3 separate regions of the Homo sapiens genome follow, and all the other regions are linked to region 1. The links are chromatin contacts, found by Hi-C or POLR2A ChIA-PET in ENCODE. All regions are on one chromosome and are shown on one strand. The core of a region is the stretch at or near the end of the contact, and the rest is flanking DNA. Distances in the headings are between cores, read along the strand shown. Region 1 holds the start of HELZ2 (helicase with zinc finger 2). Region 2 holds the start of PRPF6 (pre-mRNA processing factor 6). Region 3 holds the start of ZBTB46 (zinc finger and BTB domain containing 46).

Region 1 (3,579 bases), core at 297-2,796:
ACATTGAGAAACCCCATCTCTGAAAAACATAGAAAAAACTCCAAAATAGTTAACTGTGGTGGTGTGCACCTGTACTGTGGTGGTGTGTGCCTGTAGTCCCAGCGACTCAGGAGGCTGAGGGGGGAAGACTGTCTGAGCCAGAGGTCGAGGCTGCAGTGAACTGTGATTGCATCACTGCACTCCCGCCGGGGCAATGGAAGGAGACTCAGTCTCAAAAAAAAAAAAAGCCCTGTCCAGCCTTTCTTGGTGATGTGATGCTTTTCCAAATGGACTTGAAAGTCAGTGTGTCCACCATGCGACTGCAGGTTAGTTTAGGAGGAACTCACGTCTTTGTGTGGTGTTGAGCCTCTCCATCCAGGAACACAGCGTTCCACACAAATTCTCCCAGCGTTCCACGCACATGGACCCTGCTCAGCGCCCGGCCCCTGGGGCTGCTATTGTCGAGGGCCTGCCCTCTCCCAGGAGCTCCAACGTGATTGGTCTGCGGAGAGGCTCCCTGGTGGTTGACGGCCCACCCAGCCGACCTCCCGAGGTCGCTGTGAGCCCCCAGCCTGGCCCTCCCCACGAGGTGCTGGCCTTGGGTGGCAGCCTTGCTTCCTTGTTTCAGGGGCAGCATCACTGTCCGTTATCTACTGCTGCAGAACAGATCGCCCCAAAGCTCAGGGGCTTAAAACAACACAGATGTTTATTTTATTTATTTATTTGTTTTGAGATGGAGTCTTGCTCTGTTGCCCAGGCTGGAGTGCAGTGGCGCAATCTTGGCGCACTGCAACCTCCACTTCCTTGGTTCAAGCAATGCTTCTGCCTCAGCCTCCCGAGTAACTGGGACTACAGGCGCCCGCCCCCACCCCTGGCTAATGGGACGTTTATTTTAAACATAGACATCTAACAGCTGGGCGTGGTCTAGGTGGGAGGGTTAGGCCTGGGGTCTCCCTGAGATGGCAGTAAGGCTGGGGCTGGGACTCGAGCTGCAAGTGGGCTGGAGGCCTCAGCTCCTCTATGGGGCCTCCCCACAGGGCTGCTGAGGGCCCAGAGCCAGTCCAGAGAGCCAAGAGCCAGGCGTGCTGACTCTGGGACCCGGCGGCCACTTAGCCATTCCTGCCATATCCTGGTTGGTGACAGAAGGGACTTGGGGTCCCAGCAGCACCAGGGCCACGGGCAGGTCCTGCCTGTCAGGGGACCCAGGCTTCCAGGTCAGCTGTGCCTGGATTTCTCCAGGGGCTGATGGTGGAGTCACCAGACCATCCTGCCGTCCAGGGCCGGGCAGGGTCTCACCCCTTCCGCCTGGCACATCATCGGGGCGTCTCTGGTGTGTGAAGGGCTGGACGGGGCGTGGGGCCCTGGAGGGGTGCGGGAAAGGACCCCCACCCCCAGCCGCCTCCGCCTTCGACGGCGCTGGCCCTTCAGGGAGGGGCGTCCTCTGCTCGCTGGCGCTTCCCGAGGTTCCCTCGCAGCGGGGGCCGAGCTGTCGCTGGAGGCGGGGCAGGGCGGGGCGGGGCGGGGGGCGGTGAGGTAATTTCCGCGATCAGCGTCAGTGCCCGGGCCAGAATCGAAACTGAGAGCTCCTGGGCAGGCTCGGCAGGGCAGGCAGCTCCAGGAGGGTGAGCGCGGGGGTCCCAGGGCGGAGGGGCGGGGGCGCGGGGGTCCAGGGGCGGCTCCAGGAGGGTGAGCGCGGGGGTCCCAGGGTGGCGGGGCCGGGGGCGGAGGGGGGGGTCCGGGAGGGTGAGTGCAGCCGGGGGCGCGGAGTCCCGGGAGCCACAGACCCAGCCCGGGGCAGTGCAGCCCGTCCAGGACCAGCACCCTCCGCAGCAAGACCCAGCGCTGTGGTCTCTGCACCCACTGGAGCGCAGGATTTTGGGGTCTCGGCTCCCGTCCTTTCTGGATGGCAGACTCGGATGTTTTCTCAGAGGGGTCCGCGGGGAGTGCCGGGTTCTCATACTGAAGTCTGCCTCCAGTCTGTTGCTTTTAAACTTACTCTTCTTGTAGCATCCCAGCTGCGGTGGGGACCCGGGGACCCATCTCTTCCTGGCACCCTGAGCTCTGGTGGGCACTGTACCCTCCTCTCCGTGAGGCCCCTCCCCAGGTGCAGATGTGGAGTCCTCTTTTCCTGGGGGCCAGTGGTCATTCAATAGAAAAGGAGGTGCTGTGTCCTTAGAAGAGTCAGGAGCCTGAGGCCCTGGGGTGCACAGGACCCCTGGCTGGGGCAGAGGGGTGCGGCCTCCTGGGGGCGGCACTGTGCCAAGGGCTCTGCCCCCTCCAGGGCTCCACAAGCAGTCACCTTGGCTCCTTCTAGGTGGGGCCTGAGACCCTTCAGGAGGGAGGGTCTGGCTGTGTCCGGGTCAGTGAGCCCTGTACTCCCTGACAGGACACAGCTACTGCCAAGGCCTCCACTTGGGCGTCAGGGTGGGGAGAGTCCCAACTCCTTGCTTGGTGGAGAGGCCTCTGCTTGGGCATCAGGATAGGCAGATCCCCAGCTCCTTGCCTGGTGGAGAGGCCGTGCTTCTGAGCTGGGCCTGGACCAGATGTCCTCTGGCCTCAGTCTCACCTGCTCCTTCTGTCGCAGGCTTCGAACCGTGGCCAACAGTTCCAGTGGACTGCGTGGACCCGTGAGCTCAGGAGCCTCAGACGCCTCCCTGGAGAGCCAAGCTGGTGTTCGAGGTGGCGCCTCCAGGGTCCACCCTGCTGCCCAACAGCCCCGCGGCCACCAGAGGGCCGTCCCTGGCCCGGCTGTGTGCCCTGGTGGACCTGTGTCTGGGCTGCTCCCGCTGCACCCAGCGGCTCAATGAAAGCACCTACGTCCTCCGTAGGGTGGAGCATGACTGCTCCCGCGAGATCCTGCTGGCCCGCTTTAAGCAGGCCACCAAGAGCAAGGTCTGGCGCGTGGTGGGCTGCCGGCCCACCTTCCCAAGGCCCCTGTGCTACCAAGTCTGCCACTACTACAGCCCTGGGCTCGGCTGCCGGCGCCACCGAAACCGGTGCACCTTTGCCCGCAGTCGCGAGGAGGCCCTGGTCTGGACCTTCGAGCGTCAGCACAACCTCCAGCGCCTATGGCTGAAGGCGGAGGTGCAGGGCAGCGGGGCCCAGGGAGGGGCAGGCCGGGCGGCCGACGCCATCCTTACGGAGTTTGGCGGCCGCTTCGAGCTGCTTTGCTCCCTCTGCTTCAGGCGCTGTCCCCCATGCATCTGTCGCGTGGACCCCCAGGGGCAGTGCCCTGAGCACGGAGCCTGCCCCTCCCTCCTGGCCCACGTGAGCGCCGAGGGCCGCCGCAAGCAACAGTTTGTGGTGGTGAGGCCGCGGCCCCGGGCCGGCCAGCCTCCTGCCTACTGCAGGTTTGTGGGGCGTGGGCAGCCGTGCTGGCGTGGGGAGTCCCGCTGCCAGTTTGCACACAGCGCCGTGGAGATGGCTGTGTGGGAGGCCGAGCAGCTGGGTGGCCTCCAGCGGGGGGACCTGCTCACACCCCCTGCCCCTGATGGCGACGGGCGCACGGCCCCCCTTGGCCAGCCCCCTGGGGCCCAGCTGTACTGCCCGGCCTGCTTGGTCACCTGCCACTCTCAGGAGGCCTTCGAGAACCACTGCGCA
Region 2 (3,579 bases), core at 345-2,844, 410 kb before region 1:
GGGGGTTTCAGCTGATAACAGCTGTCCCAGATGCCACGGGACCATGATGTAATTTTTGCCTCCCTCTCCCACTTTCCCCATCCTGTCTGTCCCCAAGTACTAATGAATCCACTTTCAAAATCCCTCCTTCCCAGACTATGACTCCCATCACAGCTGGAAACCAAGTTACCTCTCCCTGCCTTTAGCCTTCCTCTACTTCAACCCATGCTCTGCCAGATGATTCTTCCCAAAACACAGCTCTGAGTAAAAAATTCTGGGCCGGGCGTGGTGGCTCACGCCTGTAATCCCAGCACTTTGGGAGACGGAGGCGGGTGGATCATGAGGTCAGGAGTTCAAGACCCCCCTGGCCAACATGGTGAAACCCTGTCTCTACTAAAAATACAAAAATTAGCCGGGCGTGGTAGCGGGCACCTATAATCCCAGCTACTCAGGAGGCTGAGGCAGAGAACTGCTTGAACCCGGGGGGCAGAGATTGCAGGGAGCTGAGATCGCACCATTGCACTCCAGCTTGGGCGACAGAACAAGACTTTGTCTCAAAAAATAATAATAATAATAATAATTCTGAAGGGTCATGATCTTTCTAACGTCTCCAGGAGCTCTAGCCTGACGCTCAAGGCCCCTCCAACCTCCTGAGCTCTATTCTATTCGCTGTACATTCCACTCACACTGGACTCCCTCCTGTTCCCTGGGCTTCCTCCTTGCCTCACTTTTTTTGAACTCCCACACGCAGAATGTCAGTTTCTCTTCTATCGTCACCGTTTCTACAGCCCTAAGTCCAGCTCTCTTACTAAACTTGGCTCCAATGCTACTCTCCATTAAGCACTGGGTTCTAAATCTGGTCCTCTTTACGTACTTATTTATGGTAATAGCAAACCCTCCTTAGTGAGCTTGTGTGTGCCCCACAGATTCCAATATAATACCACCACCAAGAAAAACCCAGTAGTGTTCCTCATCAAATGAATAGCCAAATAGGATAATAACGACTGCTCACTTATCCAGCAACGCACGGTGGTCATCTGTGTTGCAGGCATAGAGGACCCAGGCACGCTTAAGGCGGGGCGGGCGGGCGGGCGGGGGGGGGGAGTGTCAGCCCGACCTGAGGAAGGTGGTCGCGTGTTTCCACTACACGTCAGATTCCTCTACTCCTCACTGCAGACCGTATACAGCATTACCCATCTTACAGACCAAAACACTGGGCTGAGAGTCAATGTGTCACATCTAGGCGGCAAGCAGGGTGCACACACAGGTATGTCCTGACCCCAAAGCCCGTTGCTTCCTGCAGGGATTAAGCCGATCCACCAAGCGTCTTTCAGACTGCGCGGCCATAGACCCCCGCCCCCAAACACGCCCCAAAGCACTGCGCTCCTGTAGCCGGGTCCCCGCCCCTCGCGCGCCGCCCCAGGCCTCACCCCCGGCCCAGCCCCGGCACGTAGCCGAGGGGCGCGGGCATCCCTAGGAACGGTTTCTTCTTCTTGTTCATGGTGGCGGCGACGACCAAGGCTAGGAAGGAAAGGAATGAGGCAGCGGAAGAGGGAAAGACGCAGAGACTCTAGGCTTCGACGTCCGATGCACTCCGTAGCAAAGTGTCGCCGTCGTCGCGTCACCCGCGCCCCGGAAGCAGAGCGCTCAGTCCGCACACGCCCCGCCCACTTTTGATTCCCTGGGCGGAAGTCCCGACGTCCTGGTTCGACGACTTCCGGCCGCGGCTAGGGGGCAGGAACGTGGTAGGCGCGTGCGCGGGAGCGCCTCCTCGTGGAGAGGCGGAAGAAGCTAGGTCGAGCTTGCACTGGGACCCTAACTGGCCCCTGGGGGCTAAAAACAGCCTGGGGCATTGCTGCTTCCCGAGTGCTCTGATGCAGTCCGGAGACCTGTCTGTGAGAGTGGGACCCATGGTCCCCTCCCTCTGAACCCATGGCCCCCTCCCTCTGAACCAGCCCAGCTGCCCGCCCTCGCCCCTGGTGCGCCCTGTCCGAGCAGAGCTGTACCCTGTCCAGTTGTGTAGAGCTTGTGTGTACTGGTTATGGGCACACCTGTCTGTGTGCGTCCTGTGCGCACACTGCTGCCCTACGCTTTTAGCACTCATATTCTTGAACCCCCATTCAGGCATCTGTCCCTCCAGTGGGACTAGAGACCCCACCCACGCCCGCCAACATGCCTTGGACATTCTGGTGAGGGCCACATCCTTAGCTCCTGGAGAGCTAATTGACGAAATAAATAACCGCAGCTGAGCTGTCGGGAACACGTCAGTACATGAACATGGCTGTCAAGCATGTGGGTGAATTCTGTGTGTGTGATTAGTGGGGTGTGTGCACAGAGGTCACGTGTGCTCGTGTTTTGGGTGCAAGTGCATGACTGTACTCTGTGCATGCATTTCTACATGTCTGTGTGCATCTCTGGTCCTCCTGCTGTAAGACATCCTCCAGAGCCCCTACATACACCCAGGGAGAGCACCCAGGCTCCTGGGCAGAGCAAGCCGAATAGCTGGTTGCAAGCCTGGCCTGCTGCTGCACCAGGCAACCACAGTTCCCTAGCCCAGCCCCATCTCAGCACTTCTCACTGGAGTCCTGGAGCAAACACACCGCTCCGGCCTGCTACAGCCTCCTTGGAGTTCCCCTCTGCCCCATCTCCAGGCAAGCCAAGCCCCTTTCAGTTACAGAGCACTGTACCGCCCCCTCTCCCCCGGGCACTGAGCCAGGTTCTGGGGCTGCAGAGGGAAGGGAGAACCACCCTGATGTTCACAGTGGGGTGGGCGGTAAGCAAGAGTCAAGCTGGTTTCTCCGGGGAAGCGGGTGCCTATTTGAAGGCGAGTAAAGACGTAGGAGACCGAGGAAAGTGTGTGGGAGGCGTTGACCTGCCCCTTGTCCTGGCCCCGGTAGGTAGAAGACCCCTGTGAGATGCCCCTCAGCCCACCCCCACGCACAGAGGGGCCCGACCTCAGAGGACGCCCGGCAGGTTCACGGGGACTCTCCTCCGCGGAGCCGTGCCCAGGGGCGCACGGACGCCCCTCGCCCTGGCGGACAGCCTTGGTGCACGCAGGCCCGCGCGCCGCCGACACACCTCGGAGCTCCCGGAGCGCGCCCGGCACACAGGGCTCGGCGGCAGGTGCCTCGTCGCGCACACTCGCGGGCCGCGGGGACCGGCTCGGGCGCGGGGCCGGCTGGGGCGGGGCGGGGCGGCGGCGCGCGTTCCCCGCCGGCCACACCGGCCGCCCTGCACTCGGCGAGGGGCGTGTGCGCGGGCCTGGCACCCGCGGGCCCCATGTTCACCGAGCTGAGGTCCAAGCTGAGCCCCCCGCGTGGCCGCGCCGGGGCCGTGCGCGCGGGCTTCGGGGAGCGCCGGGATGTGGACGGTGAGCGGGGCTGGATTGGGGAGCGGGGATTTCTCGGGCGGGGGTCTCAGGGACCCAGAGGCACGGGGGCGGGGCGGGACCCGGCGGGCTTCGAGCGGCGGTGGCTGGGGGTATTCGGCGGATGTCTCGGCTCAACGGGGTCCCGTAGCCTTTGTCCTGCTTTAGGGGGCAGCCAGCCTCAGGCCTTGGGGGTCAGCGCGCCCTTGGCTTGGGGTGAGGGGGTGTCAAGC
Region 3 (3,579 bases), core at 583-3,082, 260 kb before region 1:
AGGGAGGTCCAGACATCTTGGGAGAGACTGGGGTTCTCTTTTGCGCAAGAGAGCATGGGCAGGCTCTGCGGGAGGCCCTTGGGGCAGGCATCAGGGCTCTGGTCCTCCTTGCTTTGGCTCGGTGGGCCCGAGCTCTCCTGTCTCCCCAGGCCTCCTTTCCTCCGTGGGGTACAACTGGGCTCTGGGTGGGCAGGTGGGGGCTCCTGCAGGCAGTGCTGTTTTCTCCAAGGGGGATGCACGTGACCCGCCAGACCCTCCTGGAAGCCGCCTCTTCTCAGGGTGGTTGTGCTCAGCCCCCACTTCCCGAAGGTCGGTGAGGCTGGGGCTACAGTTTCAGACCAGAGCAGGCAGTGCCACCGAGAGGGTGCCGCGCGAGGTAGGCCGGCGACGGGGCTTCCTGGGCCGCAGTGCCATCCCGGCGACCTTGGCGAGGGGATGGGAACGGGGTGTCCGCACAGCCATTTCCAGGCGCCCGCGACGGCAGTAAGGGAGTGTCCCAGGCGTTGGTCCCGGCAGCCACACCTCGCTTCGCCTTTGCTCACTCATGGAGAGCCCTCAGCCGCCTCCCACTGCCGCTCCTGAATGCGCCTCACACATCCAGATTTGAAAGCACCCATAGGGCCGCCGCCTCCCACCTCCCGAGGAATCCGCTGCGCTGGGCCCGCAGGGAGGCAGGCTGGACGGCCCGGGCGCCTCCCCATTGGTTGGCCGGGCCGGGCTCGACTCCCTCGCGCGGCTGCCGGCCACAGGCTCACCTCCCTTCCCGCCGCGCCCGGGGAGAGGAAGCGAGGTGGCCTTTACCCCTGCGCAGGCCGGCCAGGAATGCGGGGCCGCGCTTCCCACTCTACCCGCCCGAGGGCTGAGGACGGCGGAGGCGAGAAGCGACGCGCAGAGTCCGGGCGCCGAGTGGTGGAGACGCGTCCCAGGCCGTTCGGATCGGGGCTGCACACGGGCTGGGGCGAGGCCCGGGCCGCTGGTTCCCGCCCCCTCCCGGAGCCATTCGTCCCCCGCAGACAACACGACGGGAGGGACCCACGCGCGGCCGCCGGTGCCCCTAGTCAGCCAAAAGCGAGCCCCACTGGCGGGCACCCCCACGAGGCCTGCGCCCGAGGTGCGCCGATCTCCGGGTGCGCCGAGGCCCCCGAGGGTAGGCGCGCGCGGTGCCCAGGCCCTTCCAGACCCCGCACCCCGGGCGGCCTTCCTTGGGGGCGCCTTTTCCGCACCGCGAGCGGCCCGCGTTGATGCCCGGCCGGGCTGGGGGAGTCGCCAAGTTTGCGAGACGCGCGCAGTGCAACCGCGCGTCAGGCGCGGGGACGGCCGGTGACCTGGGCACCCGCGCGCCCCCGAGGAACCTGCGCGTGGGCAGCGCCCGGTGCGCGGCCCGGGAAGGGAGCGGGTGCCCTCGCCGGGGTCGCCGCTCCCGTGGGGTGTTTCCAGGCTGCTCCGCGCTCGCGGGGCAAGGGCGCAGCGGGGGCCAGGGGGACCCCCGCGCCGCGCCGCCCCAGCCCCCCGCCAGCCCAGGGGAGGGGGCTTCCCACAATGCCCAGCGAGCTCCAGCCCGCACTTCCGCTGTCCGGCTGCCCGCGGGGGGGAGAACGGACCCCCGGCGCGGCCCCCTGCGACCCCGCGGCGCGGCGCCGGGAGCCGAGCGAGGGGCGGGGCCGGCGGCCGGGCCGGCGTGGGCGGGGCCCGGGGCGGTGGCCGCGGCCGGGGCGCGGCGCGGGCCAATCAGCGGCGGCCGGGCGCGCGCCGGGGGGCGGGGTCAGGGTCCGCGGGCGGGGCGCGCGCGCGCGGGCGGCGGGGGCCGCGGGGTTGGAGCGGGCGCGGGGGCGCGCGCCGGCCTGACGGACCGACGGACGGACGGACGGACCGAGCAGCCCCGGCGAGCGCGCAGCTCGGACCCGCCCGGACGCAGCGCCCTCCCGGCGGCGGCGGCGATCACCGGCGCCGGCCCGGCGGCCGCGGCGCCCGCCCTCGCCCGCGCCCCATGGGGTCACAGGTAAGCGGCGCCGGCTCATTGTCCGCGCGGCCGGGCGGGCGCATCGCGGCGGGGGCCGGGCCCGGAGCCGGGAGCCGGGAGCCGGGGCCGCTGCGAGCCCGGGCGCGCCCCCGCCGCCGGCCGCCCCGCCACGCCCCGCCCCGCGGGGGCGCCCTCCCGGGGGCCATCGGCGCTCCCAGCTGCGGCGCGGGCTCCGGGGGCGGCGGCGGAGACCCCGGCCCGGCCCCCGCGGGTGCCCCCCAGGCCGGCGGCGCGGGGCGGGGCGCGCGGGGGCGGCGCGGGTTCCCCGCGGGGCTGAGCGCGGAGGCGGCTGGGCTGCCCCGGCCCCTCGGCCCCCGGCACCTCCCGCCGCCGCCGCGCTCCCTCCCCGGCACCTCCGAGAGGGGAATTTTCCAGCTGGTAATTTCTGCTGCGTCAACGCCTGGCCCCGAGGCAGCCCGGGGGCGTCTTGGCGCCCCCCGCCCGCGCCCCCCGCCGGCACAGCCCAGCCGCACCCGGAGCCGCCCGCGCCGAGTTTGCCAAGAGTCGGAACTGCGGGAGGTGGGCGCGGGCGGGTCCCGGCGCCCTGAGGCCGGGGGGTCATTGTCTCCCCGGACGCCGGGCGCCGGCCTGGTCTCCATCTTAATCGCCGGCCGAACCGGGGCGCAGGGGCCTCGGGGCGGGGCGGCTCGGGGCGCGGAGGGCTCGGGGCGCGCGGGGCGGACGGGGCGCGCGGAGGAAGCGGGGTCCGCTGCGAGCCGCGTCTTTGTTTCTCTGTAAATAGACATGTCAGTTTCGCGGGGGAGCGCGAGCCGGTGTCTGACAACTCAATCCCTAAGGCAAACGGGGAATTCTCTGCGCCAGAGGGAGGGCTCCTGCTAGTTGGGGTTCCCCTGGCCCCGCTGACAGATTCACTGTTTGTAGGTTTAACGAAGCACACACAATAGGGCTGGACCGAGGAGCCAGGGTACAGACCAGATGGGGCGAAGAACGGATATTTTCTGACAGCGAAGAAATATAAACAAAAGAAAGTTTGAGATTCGCAGCGAATTTCCTCTCTCGCTTTCCGTGCTGCAATCTCAACGATGCATTTGGAGTGGATTACGGTGGCAAGATTGTGATCAGCATTGTTTAAAGAAATGCTAATTAGAAACGTGTTTAGCGCGCGGCCTGGGCGCAGACACCTGTGCGCCGAGAACTCACGGGCATTTTAATTGTATCGATTGTAGAATCTTTCATATTGGCTCTATTATCAGAGCTAACTTCCCGTTTGGGTAACAGACTGGATACATCTCTGCTGCTGGCACTCACGCTGCCTCTGCAAGGCACTATTTCACTCTACAAGAGTGGAAAATAGTTTGTTCATCAAAAGGAAATGTATAGAAGGGGTTTTTCACATGAATAATGAAGCAAGCGACAGTATTTATCAGAGTAGAACCTTTCTGCTCGGTGTGTTTTACGTGTTTCCAACTGGCACTTTTGGGCACCTCAGCCTGGTTACCACTGCAGAAAGGACTGAGGAGTGAGGGGAGTACTTGGGCACAAGTTACTGCAAATTTAGGTGGGAACTTACTGTGTCCCCTAAAAAGCTAGACATCTTC

The links. Hi-C counts contacts between places; a loop is a spot of excess contacts on that map. ChIA-PET counts read pairs that join two places held with the same protein, here RNA polymerase II (POLR2A). Pooled maps may share reads with other maps.
Region 2: POLR2A ChIA-PET joins it to region 1 with 17 read pairs in PC-9. The contact joins the promoter of PRPF6 here to the promoter of HELZ2 in region 1. A Hi-C loop is called at or near these places in 7 of 168 maps with a recorded cell type or tissue (CD4-positive, alpha-beta T cell, CD8-positive, alpha-beta T cell, Caco-2 and 4 more), 4 of 37 single-sample maps with no recorded cell type and 12 of 50 pooled maps. POLR2A ChIA-PET finds 5 or more read pairs at or near these places in 5 of 52 experiments (BJ, PC-9, activated B cell and 2 more).
Region 3: a pooled map shows a loop between it and region 1 (2.2-fold over the local background). The contact joins the promoter of ZBTB46 here to the promoter of HELZ2 in region 1. A Hi-C loop is called at or near these places in 2 of 50 pooled maps. POLR2A ChIA-PET finds 5 or more read pairs at or near these places in 2 of 52 experiments (A549 and AG04450).

The regions. Positions count from the first base shown.
Region 1 is chr20:63,572,206-63,575,784 of GRCh38, reverse strand. It overlaps HELZ2 (helicase with zinc finger 2), which reads left to right and starts at 1,546. Exons shown (of 20, transcript NM_001037335.2): 1 at 1,546-1,601; 2 at 2,564-3,579. The coding sequence starts at 3,400. RefSeq lists silencers at 1-112, 1,222-1,501, 2,142-2,201 and an enhancer at 710-1,437.
Region 2 is chr20:63,979,147-63,982,725 of GRCh38, reverse strand. PRPF6 (pre-mRNA processing factor 6) reads right to left here and starts at 1,594. Exons shown (of 21, transcript NM_012469.4): 1 at 1,410-1,594. The coding sequence starts at 1,480. It overlaps SAMD10 (sterile alpha motif domain containing 10), which reads left to right and starts at 3,084. Exons shown (of 5, transcript NM_080621.5): 1 at 3,084-3,349. The coding sequence starts at 3,259. RefSeq lists silencers at 1,300-1,409, 2,970-3,289 and enhancers at 2,480-2,539, 3,135-3,579.
Region 3 is chr20:63,829,517-63,833,095 of GRCh38, reverse strand. ZBTB46 (zinc finger and BTB domain containing 46) reads left to right here and starts at 1,832. Exons shown (of 5, transcript NM_001369741.1): 1 at 1,832-1,999. RefSeq lists a silencer at 1,675-1,814 and an enhancer at 3,397-3,579.